Linked DNA regions of Homo sapiens: region 1 is linked to region 2. Evidence: read pairs that join two places in POLR2A ChIA-PET (ENCODE). Cell type or tissue: PC-9. All regions are shown on one strand. Links, peaks and the distances in the headings refer to the core of each region. The heading gives the core; the rest is flanking DNA.

Evidence for each region. ChIA-PET counts read pairs that join two places held together with the same protein. Peaks named below come from ENCODE experiments on the same cell type or tissue, not always from the same donor. Only the 100,000 strongest peaks of a DNase experiment are listed, where the experiment ranks them.
Region 1: POLR2A ChIA-PET joins it to region 2 with 9 read pairs; 2 of 35 experiments call an interaction of 5 or more read pairs at or near these places.

What each region holds. Positions count from the first base shown.
Region 1 is chr5:32,755,857-32,765,265 of GRCh38, forward strand. The region is part of intron 3 of NPR3 (natriuretic peptide receptor 3); the gene reads left to right. Among named protein-coding and RNA genes, the nearest start is that of NPR3, 49 kb to the left of the region's middle. RefSeq lists an enhancer at 4,139-4,657. In PC-9, for the core only: no CTCF peak of the experiment used is centred there; a DNase peak (open chromatin) is centred at 4,355; H3K4me3 peaks cover 380 bases; H3K27ac peaks cover 1,517 bases.
Region 2 is chr5:33,287,998-33,297,406 of GRCh38, forward strand. All of the region lies in intron 1 of LOC124900637 (a long non-coding RNA gene), which reads right to left. Among named protein-coding and RNA genes, the nearest start is that of LINC02160, 63 kb to the left of the region's middle. RefSeq lists an enhancer at 5,371-5,872. In PC-9, for the core only: no CTCF peak of the experiment used is centred there; no DNase peak of the experiment used is centred there.

The sequences.
Region 1 (9,409 bases), core at 621-8,620, 530 kb before region 2:
GGTTTTTTGTTCTTGCGATAGTTTGCTGAGAATGATGGTTTCCAACTTCATCCATGTCCCTACAAAGGACATGAACTCATCATTTTTTATGGCTGCATAGTATTCCATGGTGTATATGTGCCACATTTTCTTAATCCAGTCTATCATTGATGGACATTTGGGTTGGTTCCAAGTCTTTGCTATGTGAATAGTGCTGCAATAAACATATGTGTGCATGTGCCTTTATAGCAGCATGATTTATAATCTTTGGGTATATACCCAGTAATGGGATGGCTGGGTCAAATGGTATTTCTAGTTCTAGATCCTTGAGGAATCACTAAACTGTCTTCCACGAATGGTTGAACTAGTTTACAGTCCCACCAACAGTGTAAAAGTGTTCCAGTTTCTCCACATCCTCTCCAGCACCTGTTGTTTCCTGACTTTTTAATGATCACCATTCTAACTGGTGTGAGATGGTATCTCATTGTGGTTTTGATTTGCATTTCTCTGATGGCCAGTGATGATGAGCATTTTTTCATGTGTCTGTTGACTGCATAAATGTCTTCTTTTGAGAAGTGTCTGTTCATATCCTTTGCCTACTTTTTGATGGGGTTGTTTGTTTTTTTCCTGTAAATTTGTTTGAGTTCTTTGTAGATTCCGGATATTAGCCCTTTGTCAGATGAGTAGATTGCAAAAATTTTCTCCCATTCTGTAGGTTGCCTGTTTACTCTGACGGTAGTTTCTTTTGCTGTGCAGAAGCTCTTTAGTTTAATGAGATCCCATTTGTCAATTTTGGCTTTTGTTGCCATTGCTTTTGGTGTTTTAGACATGAACTCCTTGCCCATGCCTATGTCCTGAATGGTATTGCCTAGGTTTTCTTATAGGGTTTTTATGGTTTTAGGTCTAACATTTAAGTCTTTAATCCCTCTTGAATTAATTTTTGTATAAGGTGTAAGGAAGTGATCCAGTTTCAGCTTTCTACATATGGCTAGCCAGTTTTCCCAGCACCATTTATTAAATAGGGAATCCTTTCCCCATTTCTTGTTTTTGTCAGGGTTGTCAAAGATCAGATGGCTGTAGATATGTGGTATTATTTCTGAGGGCTCTGTTCTGTTCCATTGGTCTATATCTCTGTTTTGGTAGCAGTACCATGCTGTTTTGGTTACTGTAGCCTTGTAGTATAGTTTGAAGTCAGGTAGCATGATGCCTCCAGCTTTGTTCTTTTGGCTTAGGATTGTGTTGGCAATGCCAGCTTTTTTCTGGTTCCATATGAACTTTAAAGTAGTTTTTTCCAATTCTGTGATGAAAGTCATTGGTAGCTTGATGGGGAAGGCATTGAATCTATAAATGACCTTGGGCAGTGTGGCCATTTTCACGATATTGATTCTTCCTATCCATGAGCATGGAATGTTCTTCCATTTGTTTGTATCCTCTTTTATTTCATTGAGCAGTGGTTTGTAGTTTTCCTTGAAGAGGTCCTTCACATCCCTTGTAAGTTGGATTCCTAGGTATTTTATTCTCTTTGAAGCAATTGTGAATGGGAGTTCACTCATGATTTGGCTATTTGTCTGTTATTGGTGTATAAGAATGCTTGTGATTTTTGTACATTGATTTTGTATCCTGAGACTTTGCTGAAGTTGCTTATCAACTTAAGGAGATTTTGGGCTGAGATGATGGGTTTTTCTAAATATACAGTCATGTCATCTGCAAACAGGGACAGTTTGACTTCCTCTTTTCCTAATTGAATACCCTTTATTTCTTTCTCCTGCCTGATTGCCCTGGCCAGGACTTCCAACACTACGTTGAATAGGAGTGGTGAGAGAGGGCATCCCTGTCTTGTGCTAGTTTTGAAAGGGAATGCTTCCAGTTTTTGTCCATTCAGTATGATATTGGCTGTGGGTTTGTCATAAATAGCTCTTATTATTTTGAGATATGTCCCATCAATACCTAATTTATTGAGCGTTTTTAGCATGAAGGGCTATTGAATTTTGTCAAAGGCCTTTTCTGCATGTATTGAGATAATCATGTGGTTTTTGTCTTTGGTTCTCTTTATATGATGGATTACGTTTATTGATTTGCGTATGTTGAACCAGTCTTGCATCCCAGGGATGAAGCCCACTTGATCATGGTGGATAAGCTTTTTGATGTGCTGCTGGATTCGGTTTGCCAGTATTTTATTGAGGACTTTTGCATCGATGTTCAGCAGGGATATTGGTCTAAAATTCTCTTTTTTTTGTTGTGCTTCTGCCAGGCTTTGGTATCAGGATGATGCTGGCCTCGTAAAATGAGTTAGGGAGGATTCCCTCTTTTTCTATTGATTGGAATAGTTTCAGAAGGAATGGTACCAGTTCCTCCTTGTACCTCTGGTAGAATTCGGCTGTGAATCCATCTGGTCCTGGACTTTTTTTGGTTGGTAGCCTATTAATTATTGCCTCAATTTCAGAACCTGTTATTGGTCTATTCAGGGATTCAAATTCTTCCTGGTGTAGTCTTCGGAGGGTGTATGTGTCCAGGAATTTATCCATTTCTTCTAGATTTTCTAGTTTATTTGCATAGAGGTGTTTATAGTATTCTCTGATGGTAGTTTGTATTTCTGTGTGATCGGTGGTGATATCCCCTTTATAATTTTTTATTGCGTCTATTTGATTCTTCTGTCTTTTCTTCTTTATTAGTCTTGCTAGTGGTCTATCAATTTTGTTGATCTTGTCAAAAAACTAGCTCCTGGATGCATTGATTTTTTTGAAGGGTTTTTTGTGTCTCTGTCTCCTTCAGTTCTTCTCTGATCTTAGTTATTTCTTGCCTTCTGCTAGCTTTTGAATGTGTTTGCTCTTGCTTCTCTAGTTCTTTTAATTGTGATGTTAGGGTGTCAATTTTAGATCTTTCCTGCTTTCTCTCGTGGGCTTTCAGTGCTATAAATTTCCCTCTACACAGTGCTTTAAATGTGTCCCAAAGATTCTGGTATGTTGTGTCTTTGTTCTCATTGGTTTCAAAGAACATCTTTATTTCTGCCTTCATTTCGTTATGTACCCAGTAGTCATTCAGGAGCAGGTTGTTCAGTTTCCATGTAGTTGAGCAGTTTTGAGTGAGTTTCTTAATCCTGAGTTCTAGTTTGATTGCACTGTGGTCCGAGAGACAGTTTGTTATAATTTCTGTTCTTTTACATTTTCTGAGGAATGCTTTACTTCCAACTATGTGGTCAATTTTGGAATAGGTGTGGTGTGGTGCTGAGAAGAATGCATATTCTGTTGATTTGGGGTGGAGAGTTCTGTAGATGTCTATTAGGTCCGCTTGGTGCAGAGCTGAGTTCAAGTCCTGGATATCCTTGTTAACTTTCTGTCTCGTTGATCTGTCTAATGTTGACAGTGGGGTGTTAAAGTTTCCCATTATTATTGTGTGGGAGTCTAAGTCTCTTTGTAGATCTCTAAGGACTTGCTTTATGAATCTGGGTGTTCCTGTATTGAGTGCATATATATTTAAGATAATTAGCTCTTCTTGTTGAATTGATCCCTTTACCATTATGTAATGGCCTTTTTTTTCTCTTTTGATCTTTGTTGGTTTAAAGTCTGTTTTATCAGAGACTAGGATTGCAACCCCTGCCTTTTTTTGTTTTTCATTTGCTTGCCAGATCTTCCTCCATCCCTTTATTTTGAGCGTATGTGTGTCTCTGCACATGAGATGGGTCTCCTGAATACAGCACACTGATGGGTCTTGACTCTTTATCCAATTTGCCAGTCTGTGTCTTTTAATTGGAGTATTCAGCCCATTTACATTTAAAGTTAGTATAGTTATGTGTGAATTTGATTCTGTCATTATTATGTTAGCTGGTTATTTTGCTCGTTAGTTGATGGCAGTTTCTTCCTAGCATCAGTGGTCCTTACAATTTGGCATGTTTTTGCAGTGGCTGGTAGCAGTTGTTCCTTTCCATGTTTAGTGCTTCCTTCAGGAGCTCTTGTAAGGCAGGCCTGGTGGTGACAAAATCTCTCCGCATTTGCTTGTCTGTAAAGTATTTTATTTCTCCTTCACTTATGAAGCTTAGTTTGGTTGGATATGAAATTCTGGGTTGAAAATTCTTTTCTTTAAGAATGTTGAATATTGGCCCCCACTCTCTTCTGGCTTGTAGCGTTTCTGCTGAGAGATTCGCTGTTAGTCTGATGGGCTTCCCTTTGTGGGTTACCCGACTTTTCTCTGTGGCTGCCCTTAGTAGTTCATTCTTTTTCAAAAAGTTGCTGAGTAATACTATGTTGTTTAAATACGCCATGATTTGTTTATCTATTCTTCTGTTGATGGATGTTTTTTTTTTTCCAGTTTGGAACTATTGTGACCGAAGCTGCAATGAGCATTCTTGAATACGTTTTTTTGCGGACCCATGCTTTCATTTCTGTTGAGTAAACATCCAGGAATGGAATTGCTGAGTCATAGCATAGATGCAAGTTTAACTTTATAAGAAGCTGTCAAAGTAGTATCATTTTACATTCCAACCAGCAATGTATGGAGTTACAGTTGTTCTACAACCTCATTTACACTTGGTGGTGTCAGGTTTTTAATTTTAGCTATTCTGATGGATGTAAAATGCTACCTTGCTGTAGTTTAAATTATATTCTGATGACTAGTGGTTTTGAGCTACTTTTCATGTGCTTGTTGGCTACTTCACTTTTGTGACCGGTCTGCTGAAATACTTTGCTTATTTAAAAATTAGCCTGTCTTTTTATTGTTGTTTGAAAGATTTCTTTTTTATATATTCTGGATATAAGTCAGATATCTGTATAGTGAATATGTTCTCTGTCTTTCACCTGCATTTTAATATTTTAACTGCGCTTTTTGATGAGCAGTGGTTTTTTTTTTTTTAAATTTAGATGTAGTCAGTTTTTTTAATGTTCTGCTTTTTTGGTATCATCTTTAATAAAAATCTGCCAACCCTAAAGTCACAAAGATATTTTCTGGTTTTCTTTCAGAGCTTCATGAAAGTTTTGGCTTTTATATTTAGGTCTGTGATCTGTCTCAAGTGAATTTTTGTATTTGCTGTGAGGTAGGAATCAAGTTTTAGTTTTTTCCCATCTTTTTCTGTTCTGCCACAATGCATTGAAAATGCTTTGTTTCTCCCATTGTCTTGCTCAGGTGCCTTCGTCAAAACTCAAGTGACTATTTTAAGTGCGGTTCTTAGACTCTTTATTCTGTTCCATTTATCTATTTGTCTATTCTTACACCAGTTCTACACTGTCTTGAAAACTGTAGCTTTGTAGCAAATATTCAAATCTGGCAATGTGAGCCCCCTAATTTGTCCTTCTCTTTGAAAAAATTTTGCCTACTGTAAGTTTTTTCCTTTTTATATATAAATCAACTTGTCAATTTGATTTAAGAATCAACTTGTTAGTTTCTAAAAAAAAAAATCCTGGATTTTTGATTTGGATTGTATTGATCTGTACACCAATTTGGGGGAAAACTGACATCTTAAATATACTGAGTCTTTCAATCCATGAACATGAGATACTCCTCCATTTATTTGGGTCTTCTTTATCTCAGCAATGTTTATAGTTTTCTGTGTAAAGATCCTGCACATTTCTGATTTTTAAAAAAAATAATTTTTTGTCTTTTGCTGCTATTGGACACAGAATAAAACAACCATTTCCAATTGTTCATTGCTAGTATATAGAAATACAGTTGATTTTTATATACTGGTGTTTGTTTCTGTTCTTTAGATTGAGATATTTTCTATTGTTATTTCTTCAAGATCACGGACTCTTCTGCTGTCTCTAATCTGCTTTTAAGCCTGTCTAGTGACTATTTCCTTTTTCAATATTGTACTTTTCAGTTCTATAATTTCTATTTTTTTTTAATATAGCTTTCATTTCTCTGCTGAGATTACTCATATGGTAACTCTCTTTGGCTATCTTTTTACTTTTATTTTTATTTTATTTTTAAATTTAGTTTTATTTTTTATTTCTTTAACTCAAAAATATAATTTTTTTTTTCATTATACTTTAAGTTCTGGGATACATATGCAGAATGTGCAGGTTTGTTACATAGGTATACACGTGCCATGGTGATTTGCTGCACTCATCAACCTGTCATCTACATTAGGTATTTCTCCTAATGCTATCCTTCACCTAGCTTCCAATCCCCCAACAGGCCCCGGTGTGTGATATTCCCCTCCCTGTGTCCATGTGTTCTAATTCTTCAACTCCCACTTATGAGTGAGAACATGTGGTGTTTGGTTTTCTGTTCCTGTGTTAGTTTGCTGAGAATGATGCTTCCCAGCTTCATCCATGTCCTGGCAAAGGACATGAACTCATCCTTTTTTTACAGCTGCATAGTATTCCATAGTTTACATGTGCCACATTTTCTTTATCCAGTCTACCAGAGATGGGCATTTGGGTTGGTTCCAAGTCTTTGCTGTTGTGAACAGTGCTGCAATAAACATACATGTGCATGTGTCTTTATAGCAGAATAATTTATAATCCTCTGGGTATATACCCAGTAGTGGGATTGCTAGGTCAAATGGTATTTCTGGTTCTAGATCCTTGAGGAATCACCACACTGTCTTCCACAATGGTTGAACTAATTTACACTCCCACCGACAGTGTAAAGGCATTCCTATTTCTCCACATCCTCTCCAGCATCTGTTGTTTCCTGATTTTTTAATGATCACCATTCTAACTGGCGTGAGGTGGTATCTCATTGTGGTTTTGATTTGCATTTCTCTAATGACCAGTGATGATGAGCTTTTATTCATGTTTGTCAGCCACATAAATGTCTTCTTTTGAAGTGTCTGTTCATATCCTTCTGTCATATCCTTCTGTTTTTAAGTGTCTGTTCATATCCTTCACCTACTTTTTCATGGGGTTGTTTGTTTTTTTCTTGTAAATTTGTTTACGTTCTTTGTAGATTCTGAATATTAGCCCTTTGTCAGATGGATAGATTGCAAAATTTTTCTCCCATTCTGTAGGTTGCCTGTTCACTCTGATGATAGTTTCTTTTGCTGTGCAGAAGGTCTTCAGTTTGATTAGATCCGATTTGTCAATTTTGGCTTTTGTTGCCATTGCTTTTGGTGTTTTTGTCATGAAGTCTTTGCCCATGCCTATGTCCTGAATGGTATTGCCTAGGTTTTCTTCTAGGGTTTTTATAGTTTTAGGTCTTACATTTAAGTCTTTAATCCATCTTGAGTTAATTTTTGTATAAGGTATAAGGAAGGGGTCAAGTTTCAGTTTTCTGCATATGGCTAGCCAGTTTTTCCAACACCATTTATTAACTAGGGAATCCTTTCCCCATTGCTTGTTTTTGTCAGGTTTGTCAAAGATCAGCTGCTTGTAGATGTGTGGTGTTATTTCTGAGGCCTCTGTTCTGTTCCATTGGTCTATATATCTGTTTTGGTACCAGTACCATGCTGTTTTGGTTACTGTAGCCTTGTAGTATAGTTTGAAGTCAGGTAGAGTGATGCCTCCAGCTTTGTTCTTTGCCCATCTTTTATTTTTTATTTATATTTATTTATTTACTTTTTGAGACAGAATCTTGCTCTGTTGCCCAGGCTAGAGTGCAGTGGCAGTGCAGAGCTGCAGTGCAGCTCACTGCAACCTCTGCCTCCTGGGTTCAAACAACTTTCCTGCTTCATTCTCCCTAGTAGCAATGGCCACCTCGCTCAGCTAATTTTTTTTTTTTTTTTTTTAAGAGTCAGGGTTTGATCATGTTGGTCAGGCTCATCTTGAATTTCTGATCTCAAGTGACCTGCCCACCTTGGCCTCCCAAAGTGCTGGGATTACAGACCTGAGCCATTGTGCCCAGCCTCTTTGGCCATCTTTTTGAAAAGTCTCTAAACATATTTATAATAGCTGCTTTAAAACTCATGTCTGCTAATTCCAACATTTATATCATCTCCAGGTCACTTTCTACTCACGATATTTTTCTTGAGTGTAGGTCACCTCTCCAGCCCCCGCATGTCCAGTATGTTTTGATTTTATACTGGATGTTGTGGATATTATGTTATAAAGATTGTATTCAGAGTATTTATTTGAAGTCTTAATTTTTGTTCTAGCAGGTAATTAAATTACTGACTGACGTCCTTGAACTTTTGGAAACTTGGTTTTGGTCTTTCTTAGGGTTGCTCTGTTTTGGTTTTGCTTTTAGTCTTAGAATGAATTGTTAGTCTTTGGACATAGTCTTGACTCCTAACCTGTGGTCCTTTTGTAGGGTTTTCATGGAAAGTCTGAGGCATTCCCCAGTTTCCTCTAGCTTGGTGGGGTTCAAACTCCAAACTCTCTTCCGCACAGAGGGCAGCAGTTCAGATGTTCCTCAGCTTCTCAGCCTACCCTCTTTCTACTGGACTCCTGATGTCTCCTTCGTGCATGTGCAGTTTAGGGATTTACCATGGACAGCAGAAGTTTATGAAAGACTTGGGTGCTCCTTTCTCTGTGGCTCTGTTCTTCCCAGGAATTACCCCCTTGATATCAGCTCTCACCTATCTCTTCTGATCTTTAAAGCCAAGAAGCTTGTGACCTTCTGCTTGAGTGCCAGCTGCCCCCTGCTTCTGGGGCCAGGGGGTACCCTCAAGGGAAAAGCCCTGTCAATTTAGTTTCCAAATAGTGTTGTCTCTTCTTTTGAGGGTCAAATCTCTGCTAGCTACCGTCTGCATTTGGTCAATTTCTAGTGCTTTCAAGTAGTTCTTCAAAAAAAGAATTTGGCCGGGCACGGTGGCTCCTGTCTGTAATCCCAGCACTTTGGGAGGCCGAGGCGGGTGGATCACCTGAGGTCAAAGGTTTGAGATTAGCCTGGCCAACATCGTGAAACCCTGTCTCTACCAAAAATACAAAAGTTAGCCGGGCGTGGTGGCGGGTGCCTGTAGTCCCAGCTACTTGGGAGGCTGAGGCAGGAGAATTGCTTGAACCCAGGAGGTGGAGGTTGCAGTGAGCCGAGATCACGCCACTCCATTCCAGCCTGGGTGACAAGAGTGAGGGTCCATCTCAAAAAAAAAAAAAAAAAAAAAAAAAAAAGAATTTGTCCAGGATATAGAATTATTTTTGGAGAGAGTTAATCTGATACAAACTATGCCACCACTACTGGAATGCTCTTTTTAAAACATAACAATAATTCTACTAATCACACCAAAAAGTTGCCAATGATTCCTTAATTTTACCCAAATGCAGGGAATTAAGTTTCTTGTGAGGGAGATAATATTTAGTTTAGCTTTTTTCTTTTTTTTATAGCAAAGTTGATAGAAAAGCTTTCAAAAAAATGAGTTTACTCATTCCCTGGCTGAGAAGCATATTGTTACTAGGTTGGTGCATTAAAAGTAATGGTAAGTACCGCAATTGCTAATAGTTATAGCGTGAGCATCCCTGTCTTGGTGTTAAAGCCTGGAAGTCTTCCCCTTGGCAGCAGCTGCTGAGCCAGTTTTATGGTAATCTCAGGTATTCAAGACATGGTCAAGAGCAAAGAAGTA
Region 2 (9,409 bases), core at 1,064-9,063:
ATCTCTTAATTTGCTTCTTTTAATCACCAAGAAATCACCTTATTTATGTCTTTATCTTTAATTTGCTTCTTTTAATCATCAGTAAAAGAATATCATATTGCCTCTGATATTTTTAAGAGAAAATTGTCATGAATTCATCCCAGTAAACACTGCAGTTTAAGTACATGACTATAGGGCTTTTACTTCTTTGATTTTATGTTTTTATTTTTGTCTATTGTACTGAAAATATTGATTAGTAATGACATAAACATACTTTATTAATGTTATACTACTATATATTATACACACAGACACATATACATATGCATATATATGTATATATATGTACATATACAATGGGTTCAAAATAACAGTGCTAATATTAGTACACAATTACTCAAAACAGTTTAAGGTTTTTTTACAGTTTGTTTTGGCCATAGTATACATCCCACTAGGAGTGTGCAGGCAAATTATCTGTTTTAAAATCACTTGGCATAATTCCCCTCTGTGTAATTAAGCCAGCAATGCAAAAAGTAGTTATATTTTAGATTATTTTGGCTTTTTATTTTAGGAAATTTATTCCCTTCGCTTTTGTTTTAAAAATTACTTAAAACATTACATAGTTCCAGAGTTACATTTATAAAACAGTGTACATTTAGAGCCCTCTAGTTTCTATTCCTATTGTCTTTATCCTGTTCTCCCTCATAAGTAATATTTTTATTAGTTTCTTATTTATCTTTTCATTTTTTTACTCTTGTTTAAAAAACTAGGAATAATGTTCAGCTTTCAGAAAAGTCACAAAGATAGCACAGAGAGGACTATACGCCCTTTACCCAGCCTCCTCTAATGTTGACATCTTATATAATCATGGTACAATGTCAAAAATGAGAAGTAACATCAACTAAGCTATAAACTTTTTTCAGATTTCATTAGTTTTTCCATTAATGTCCTCTTTCTGTTCCAGCATCCAGAATATCTCATTGCATTTAGGCCATTTTTATAAAAATAAGCTAGCATATATTTTTAGTTTATACTTACATATCCTATTTCTTAGATAATATGTGGTATACTACATACTTATGTCTTAATTTTGCTCTTTTGAATTAACAGCATATCCTGGAAATCATTCCATAGCAGTATATGTAGCTATTCCTTATTTCTTTTTATACTGGTTTATATTCTATTTTATAGATATGCCATAGTTTAATTAAAGTCTTCTATACATAAAAATTTTAATTGTTTGATAATAAATTGAATCACTGTGAAGAATTTCTTTGAACAATAAAATTGTGAATTGCTAAAAGGCAGTCATGTCTACAGCCAATTGATAAAAAACCCTAAGAGTAAGTGATTAAATGATTAAACCTTACAATAAACAAAAGTTGGTATCACAAACACCACTAATAAACAAGTACAAGCAACATCATTTTCCTTTACTGCATATGACCCAGTTTTAAAATGTTTTTAAATGCAAAATGAAATACATAAAATTTAAAATGAAACCAATTACCATGAAATACATTTACCAATCACTAAACAAATTATGATGTGGTGTCATATGTGCATCTATATCAACACGGAAAATAATAAGATCTAGGGGCAGTCTAATAACTATTACAACTTCAAAGCGGACATGAGCATAAATCATGTTTCAAGATTTCTGTAACTTATAACGTTACATGAAAGTATCTATGACTTCTATTGATGACAAAGTCACTGATATTGCCAATATTGCTGTGGTTTGTAACCTATATTTATAATTGAAGGAAATGCTGTATTTCAGTTAAAGGGTAATGAAAATAAAGATGTGATTTTCCCCATCCAAATTCCCAGAGCCCCTGAATTCTACCTATGGACCCCAAGTTAAAAACCTCTGCTGTAAAGTCAGGAAAAATCAGTGAAAGAAAGTACTACCCAAGTATTTTGCTAATTTGCTTTTTTAAGAGAAGCCAGAAACTAAAGTTTATTGAACATGTACTATTTGCCAGTTCTCTCTCTCCCTCTCTCTCTCTCTCTCCATATAATTATAACATATATAATATATACATACACATTATATATTTAATAATTATGTACATAACATCATATACATATTTATTCAATATACATATAATTTTTATAGCACTTAATCCTCACAAAACCCAGTGAATTTAACAGAGGTTTAGTAACTTGCCCGCAATCACATAGATAGTAAAGACAGGGTCAGAAATCAAGGCCTGTATGATTTCCACTATATCATGAAGCTTGATATAGTAACATATCAGCAGTATTTGCATTTTAAAAGTGAAAACCTATAGAAAACAATATTAGAAGGAAAAGGAAGAGAGGAATGGGGAAAGAGAATTGCTTTAGTGGTAAAATTTCAGACCTTACAAATGAGCTAGAAAGGATGTTCTTTTGTAGTAAGTTTTCCTTAAAATTCTTCAGATCACTTTGCTATTGCATACCTTTATAAAACCAGCCACATGCACTATCTGGTTAATTTCCATGACAATGGCTTATCTATATCATGGATACTCTCGATATATTCCAATTAAAGGAATAAAATACATGTAGGATAATAAGGTGGGTCTTGACATCTGTCTGCGATCACTGCCATACTTTAGTCACATTTATTTACTAGGCTGTTTCTTACTGCTGTGTTAGAGTAAGGTTGCATACCTAGAATTCAGAGATCCCAAATGGTGAAACTCTAAAAGCTAGCCTTGTAAAACACATGACTGGACATACACTGAGTACTGGAATGCTGCCATGGGATCATTCATGTGCATGTCTCTCCTAGATATAGCTGATTCTGCATCTACTCTGTCTTTTTATTCCTCTGTTTTGTTTTAATCCCCCAAAATATCATTCTTAGGCATTCACTCTGTCTTGCAGGTATAGTCACATTTCTGCTCAAAGCTCTTGTTCCAGAAGTGAATACCTGATATAAATTTCTCACCTAAGTAATCAAGATGGTACAATACTAAATGGTGAAGTACCACCTTTTACCAAGAAATAGCCACAATATCCCCTTTCGAGCTAGTTTGCTAAACCTAATGTTGATAATCCACTGGGTCATTAAGCACCAAAATGATCACTTACTTTGCAAAACCCCTGGTCATCATTTTTTCATTGCTTACAAAATGTTTGCATAACCAGTATTTTTCAGACTGCTTCATTTCATATTTGAATTTTTTAAGCCCGTGGCGTGCTTAGCTTGGGAAAATCTTTTTGTGCCAGGCTGATTATGTATCCAGATTGAACTGCAGCCTGTTGATTTAGGTCTTTGTGTCCGATAAAGGGAAAACTCTAGAAAAAAAAAAAGCATAGTTCTGTCCATTGGCCCAGTCAAAATGAGCAGTCCCTAGAGCTGTCTAAAGTCATCATGGAAAGTCTCCCTGCCAACTGCTTCACACTCTTTCCTTTGGCTGCTATTCATATCTCAAGTGTTCTCCAGGACACATGGCCCTGTGTCAGCAGCTCACCCTACCTCTCATTGCAACCTCCTTGACCTCATCAGCATTTCACTTCTCTGTCCCCTGTGACAGACTGTTGGCAAATATAGTCACAAGTATTCCTCCCATCTCACATGCCCTTTAGCAGTGTGACTTTGCCCCTCTTCTCATCAAGACATGGAATCTATTTCTCCTCTGTGGAAATCTGGGCTAGGCCTTTGATTTGTAGAAATAACACTGTGGCTTCAAAGGCTAGGCCTTAAGAGACCTTACACCTTCCATTTCCATTTTTCTCTCTCTTGGAACTAACTGTGAGAACACCATGCTGTCAAGGAGTCCAGTCTCACCAAGTGGAGGCTGAGAGGCCATGTGGAGGAGAGCCAAGGTGCCCCAGCTGACTGGCAGCATCAACTGCCGGAAGTATTAGGGAGGACATCTTGAACTGCCAGCCCCAGTGAAGTCATCATATGACTGCGATCATGTGATCTCAGGCAAGACCAGCAGAAGTACCATCTAGATTGACAAACCAGAGGATTATGAGAGAGAATACATAGTTGTGTTTTTAGACTACTGAGTTTGGGATGGTTTATCACATAGCAATAGACAAATGAAAAACCTTCCTTTAGCAGTCTTGCCTCGAGAGTCATCCAACACTTTACTTCAATCTTTTGTTCAAGAGGGAAAAAAAAATCTCAGTCTTTACTAACATACCATTTTTGTTCACATAAGGGCTGCATTTTATGCCAAATTTTGGTCAGCCAAAGGTAAGGATATGAACATTACATAATAAGGAAATTCCTCAAACTGCTGTCAATATACAGATAGAAAAATATTCACTATGTGCTTAAGACATGACATTAAGAAGTAAAGTATAAACATTGACATAAGGAAGACCTACTTAGAACGGTAGCTCCACTACCTTTAAGGATTGCATTAATAGGAATTGACAGAAGCTCTTTCCAGTATGTAGAAGAGTCATCTTTCTACCTAGGCTAATCAAATGGAGTTTTACTGTAGAGCTGGGCTATAGGTATTGCCCAGCCTAAGTCAAGACAGAGGCCTGAGTCCAGTATTTCCTCATCATTTTTTTCATTCCCATTCTTGGGGTTTTCTTAGTTTCATAGCTCTTGTGTTACCAATACTTAGAAAATGAATGGTTTACCAGGGTTCTATATGCTGTATATAAACCTCCTAAATCATAAGCAAAATTGAGCAGCAAAAGTCATATTATTTTAATTATATTCTCAGAGACTTCTTTGACCACCCCCAGCAAGAGAGAATAATAAATACTGAGTTAGAGAACAAAGTGTCAACTTAGAGAGCAAAGTGTCACTTAAAACCAAAAGTTCTTTTTTAATAGCACCCATTTAAATGTTTCACTTAAAAAGTAGTAACTCAAATATACACAAAGAAAATTTATTAATTTTTAAAGGCATAAATCAGTATGAAAGGGGACAAGTTATAAATTATGCATCTCAGAACATCTGTTACCCTAAAGATCTAGACTAATGTTTAAAAATAAATTTTTCAGGGGGCTTCCCCTTTCAGGAAGATGGAGTAGATGTTCTTTTTTGTATTCATCCAAGTAAATACAACTAAAACCTCTGCATATGTAAAATTTATATAAGAAGACTGACAGGTTAAGAAAAGGGAGACAGGCTAAGGACCTCAGGATCTGAGTGACAATACAGTGATGAGTTCCCTGCATTTTCTCATTGCCTCATATATTCAGGATTTGCAGCTAAAGAAGTCAGCAACCCCAAAACACCAATGAATACAAAAATAAAACAATAACAACAATAAAAGTCTGCTCTTTCTAGTCAAATGTCCTGGAAAGAGGCAGAAAATGTTTAAAAAATAGTTGCTCTACTCTTGTCAAACATCATCGCCACTCCCCTCCACCACCACCATCAGCAGCAAAAGCCAAGCAAAAACCCACTTTTGTCAGGCTGTAACACGGCATCTCCACATCCCTCATTGTAGTAGTAGAGTAGGAAGTGGGACATTCATTCCCCACTGAGCACTAATGAGCCAGCCCCCCTCAAACACCCATGGTGTCAGTGGAGACCACCTGGGGAGCAATGGAGATGCCATGGGGAACATACTTCTACCCACCCAGCAGTAATGAGGTATGCTTCTGCCTTCTCACTGGAGTGGTGTCAGAGGAGACCTACTGGAAAGTCAGGACTTTCATCGCTCTCCAGGAGAAAATGAGGCCACTCATCCTCTCCCCATGGGGTCAGTAGTAGCTAGGAAGGGAGCAGCAAGGATGCCCTCCTACTCTTCCCCACTAGGAAGGTATCAGTGGAGACTAGAGGGATCTGGAACTCCCATTCCTGCCCAGTAGTAACAAGAAGTATATGGCTTTGGTTACCAATGTATCCAAACTGGGGAACCTGAATGGACTGCTACACAAACCCAGCAGTAACAAGGTAGCACTCAACCTTCCTTTGGTGTCAGAGAAAGCCATCTCAAACAGAGATTTGAATAAGATCTGGAGTCTTATAACATAGTACCTAAATGTCTAGGTTTTAATTGATACTTATTCATTACACCAATTACCAAGAAAATCTGAAACTAAATGAAAAAAGATAGTTAACAAATGCCAGTAAGATGATAGCGATCTTAGAATTATCTGACAAAAATTTTAAAGCAGCCATGATAAAAACATTTCGATGAACAATTACAAATACACTTGACACAAAATAGGATGTCTCAGCAAACAAATTTTTTAAAGTTTCAGCAAAGAGGTAAAAGACATAATTAAGGACCAAAGGGAAATTTTAGAACTGAAAAATATAACTGAAATTAAAAACAAACAAACAAACGAAAAAAAAACAGTGGATGGGCTCAACAGCAGAATGGGAACAGAAGAATCAGTGAACTAGAAGACAGGATGATAGGAATTACCCAGTCTGAACAACAGGGAGAAAATAGATTGAAATAAGTTAACAGATTCTAGGGGACCTTTGGAACTGTAACAAAAGATCTAATTGTCATGTTTTATTCTTGAAGGGGTGAAAAAAGAGGATGGGGCTGTAAAAATACTTGAAGAAATAAGAGTTGACCAAAAACTTCCTAAATTTTGCAAAAACAATGCAAACCTACAGATTTAAGAAGGTGAGAATATTCCAAACAAAATAAACTCAATGAAATCTGTACTTTTACACATAATGGTCAAATTACAAAAACTAAAGAAAAAGTCTTGAAAGCAGCAAAAGAGATGTACCTTACCTATAAGAAAAAACAATTCAAATGACAGTAATTATTAATTTTAAAGATATAGAGACCAGAAGGAAACAGCACGCCATTTTTCAAGAACTGAAAGAAAACAACTGTCAACCGAAAATCTTATATTGGGTGAAAATATGCTTCAAGAATGAAGTGGGTATCAAGATATTTTCAGATGAAGGAAAACTAAGATAATTTGTCACCAATAGATCTACTAAAAAAGAATGGTTAAAGAAAATGGTCTCAACAGAAAGAAATTTATAAAACAGGAACCTTGGAACATCACAAAGAAAGAACATGGTAAGCAAAAATATAAGTAAATACAACAGACTTTTCTGGAGTTTTCTAAATCATGTTTGATGGTTGAGGCAAAAAATATAGCACTACTTGATGTGGTTCTAAATGTATGCAGAAGAAGTATTTAAGACAATTGTATTGCAAATAGGGGAGGATAGAAGATTTAAAGGGAGGTAAGGTTTCTATACTTCACTTGAAGCAATAACGTGATAATACCAGCAGACTATGAAGAGTAATGTATACATAATGTGATATATAGAGCAATCACTAAACAAGTTATTCAAAGAGATACATCAAAATCACTATAGAATATAATAAAAAAGAACAAACTATTGATACATGCAATGCCCTGGATGAAACTCCGGAGAATTCGGCTGAGTGAAAAAAGCCAGTCCCTAAATGTTACATCATGCATTGTTCAATTTACATGTGTGTGTGTGTGTGTGTGTGTGTGTGTGTAAAACAAAATTATATAAATGGTCAACAGATTAGTGATTACCAGAAGTTAAGGTGGTGTTGGAGGCAGGCAGTAACTGGATATGGCTATTATAAATGAGAGATTGTTGTGATGATGGAAATGTTCTGTATCTTCACTGAATAAATGTCAGTATCCTGGCTGTGATCCTGAACTCTAGTTTTCCAAGATGTTACTATTGGAGAAAACTGAGTAAAGAGTACACAAGATCTCTCTGTATTATTTTCTATAGCTACATGTGGATCTATATTTATTTAATTTTTAATTTAATCTATATTAATTTAATTTTTTAAATCCACAAGGGTGAATAAACAAAAATAAATAAATTCTTCCTGAAGAGTTATTGTGGTCTTCTCATGTACGTTTCTTTCTGAGCCAGAATCAATTTCACCACGTGAAAAGTCCTGAGGTCCATATAATGACATATCAGCATACTTAGCTAGAGCAAGAATAGACAGTAACAAACAAACATAAAACATTGAACTAAATTCCAAACACCTCTTCAACCCTCCTTGAATTTAAGAATACTAACTTTGTAAACACAGATATTAGAAGTTCCACTGTGGAAAGTAGTTCAGGGCACTGCTTTGAGGGTCCTGAGCAAGATTCTCCTTGCTTATTTGCTATCAGAGTCTGTGTCTGACAATTCATCTCAGGCAACTTATACTCACCATTCCAACTCTTAATTCCAAGCCAGTTCTACTACTATTGAAGGAGGGTCCCAAAGGCATCAAGTGAATCCAATTCCCCACCCTCAAACTCAGCCACTGGGCATGGAAATATTTTAACCAGTTACCCATTCTCTAAAATTTTCAATAGCTTCCCACTTCCTATAGGAAAAGGTACAAACTTCTTAGTCCAGCACAAGAGGCTACTATCTAAACCCTACCCACTTCCATAACTGGTCTTTTATTTGTCCCCTAAAAGACCACTCACTTGAACCAGAATGTTTCTGTTCATCAAACCCAAACTTCTGTTCATCTTCCCACCTTCTTGTCTTCTTCTCATACTACTACTCCAGACTAGAGAGCTTCCCACTCCTCCTCTCTGGCTTCACTAAGTTCTACTTTTCTTTTAAAACTTGCCTCCATTCTGAAGCCTACCTTAAAGATGTCTCTTGCCATTAAATATTCTTTTCTTTCTGCCATCCCTCATTTCTCCACATAGCATTAGTTATTTTTATCATTTCTGTTTTTTTCTGCTCAAGTCCTATCTCCCTATTCAGATTGCAAGCCACTCAAAGAGCCTTTTATCTCTGTAAATCTCTGAAAACAGAAAAAAAAAGTTTATGTTGACGGCCAAGATTTTAATATTAGATCTGGCATAGAAGTAACTTGCTTCCCATCTGGACTTTAAATTCCTCAAATACAAATAAGGAAGATGAATTAGACGAGTAGTTTTTAACCAAGGATATGCATTGAACTTACCTGGGGCTACCTTTGAAAATATGTGACCCTGAAAAAGTGATTTTAACCATCTAAGCTTCCCTCTCTGCATTTATAAGAAGGAGACAATGGTAGCACTTACTTCATAGGACTGTTAATGAGGATTAAGTTAGTTAATACATATAAAGCAATTTTGCATAGCTCCTTGAACATATTAAGCTCCCAATACATTTTAGCTACTGCTAAATACAAATTGTTAAAACTTGATTCACTTGGATATACTTATCATTCTAGAACAGTGTTCCCAACTTACAGTTGGGAGAAGTGAAACAGGGCAGGAACCCCTCATAGGGGCCTGTGAGTACCACCCCAACAACTAGCATGAAAATAAAGGAAAATCTTGAGTTCCCTCAAGGGTAATTCCAGGCACCTAGCTATCCTTAAGAAGTAAATAAACAACTTGATAAGTGGGAAGGTAATAGTAGCTTAAAACAATAGCCAAGGAGTTAGAATCACCAGAATGTTTGGTTCCCTGTAGAAACTAAAGATAACATCTTAACATGTATACCTGAGTTGTTTTTCAGCAACCTGGACCCCCACCAAAT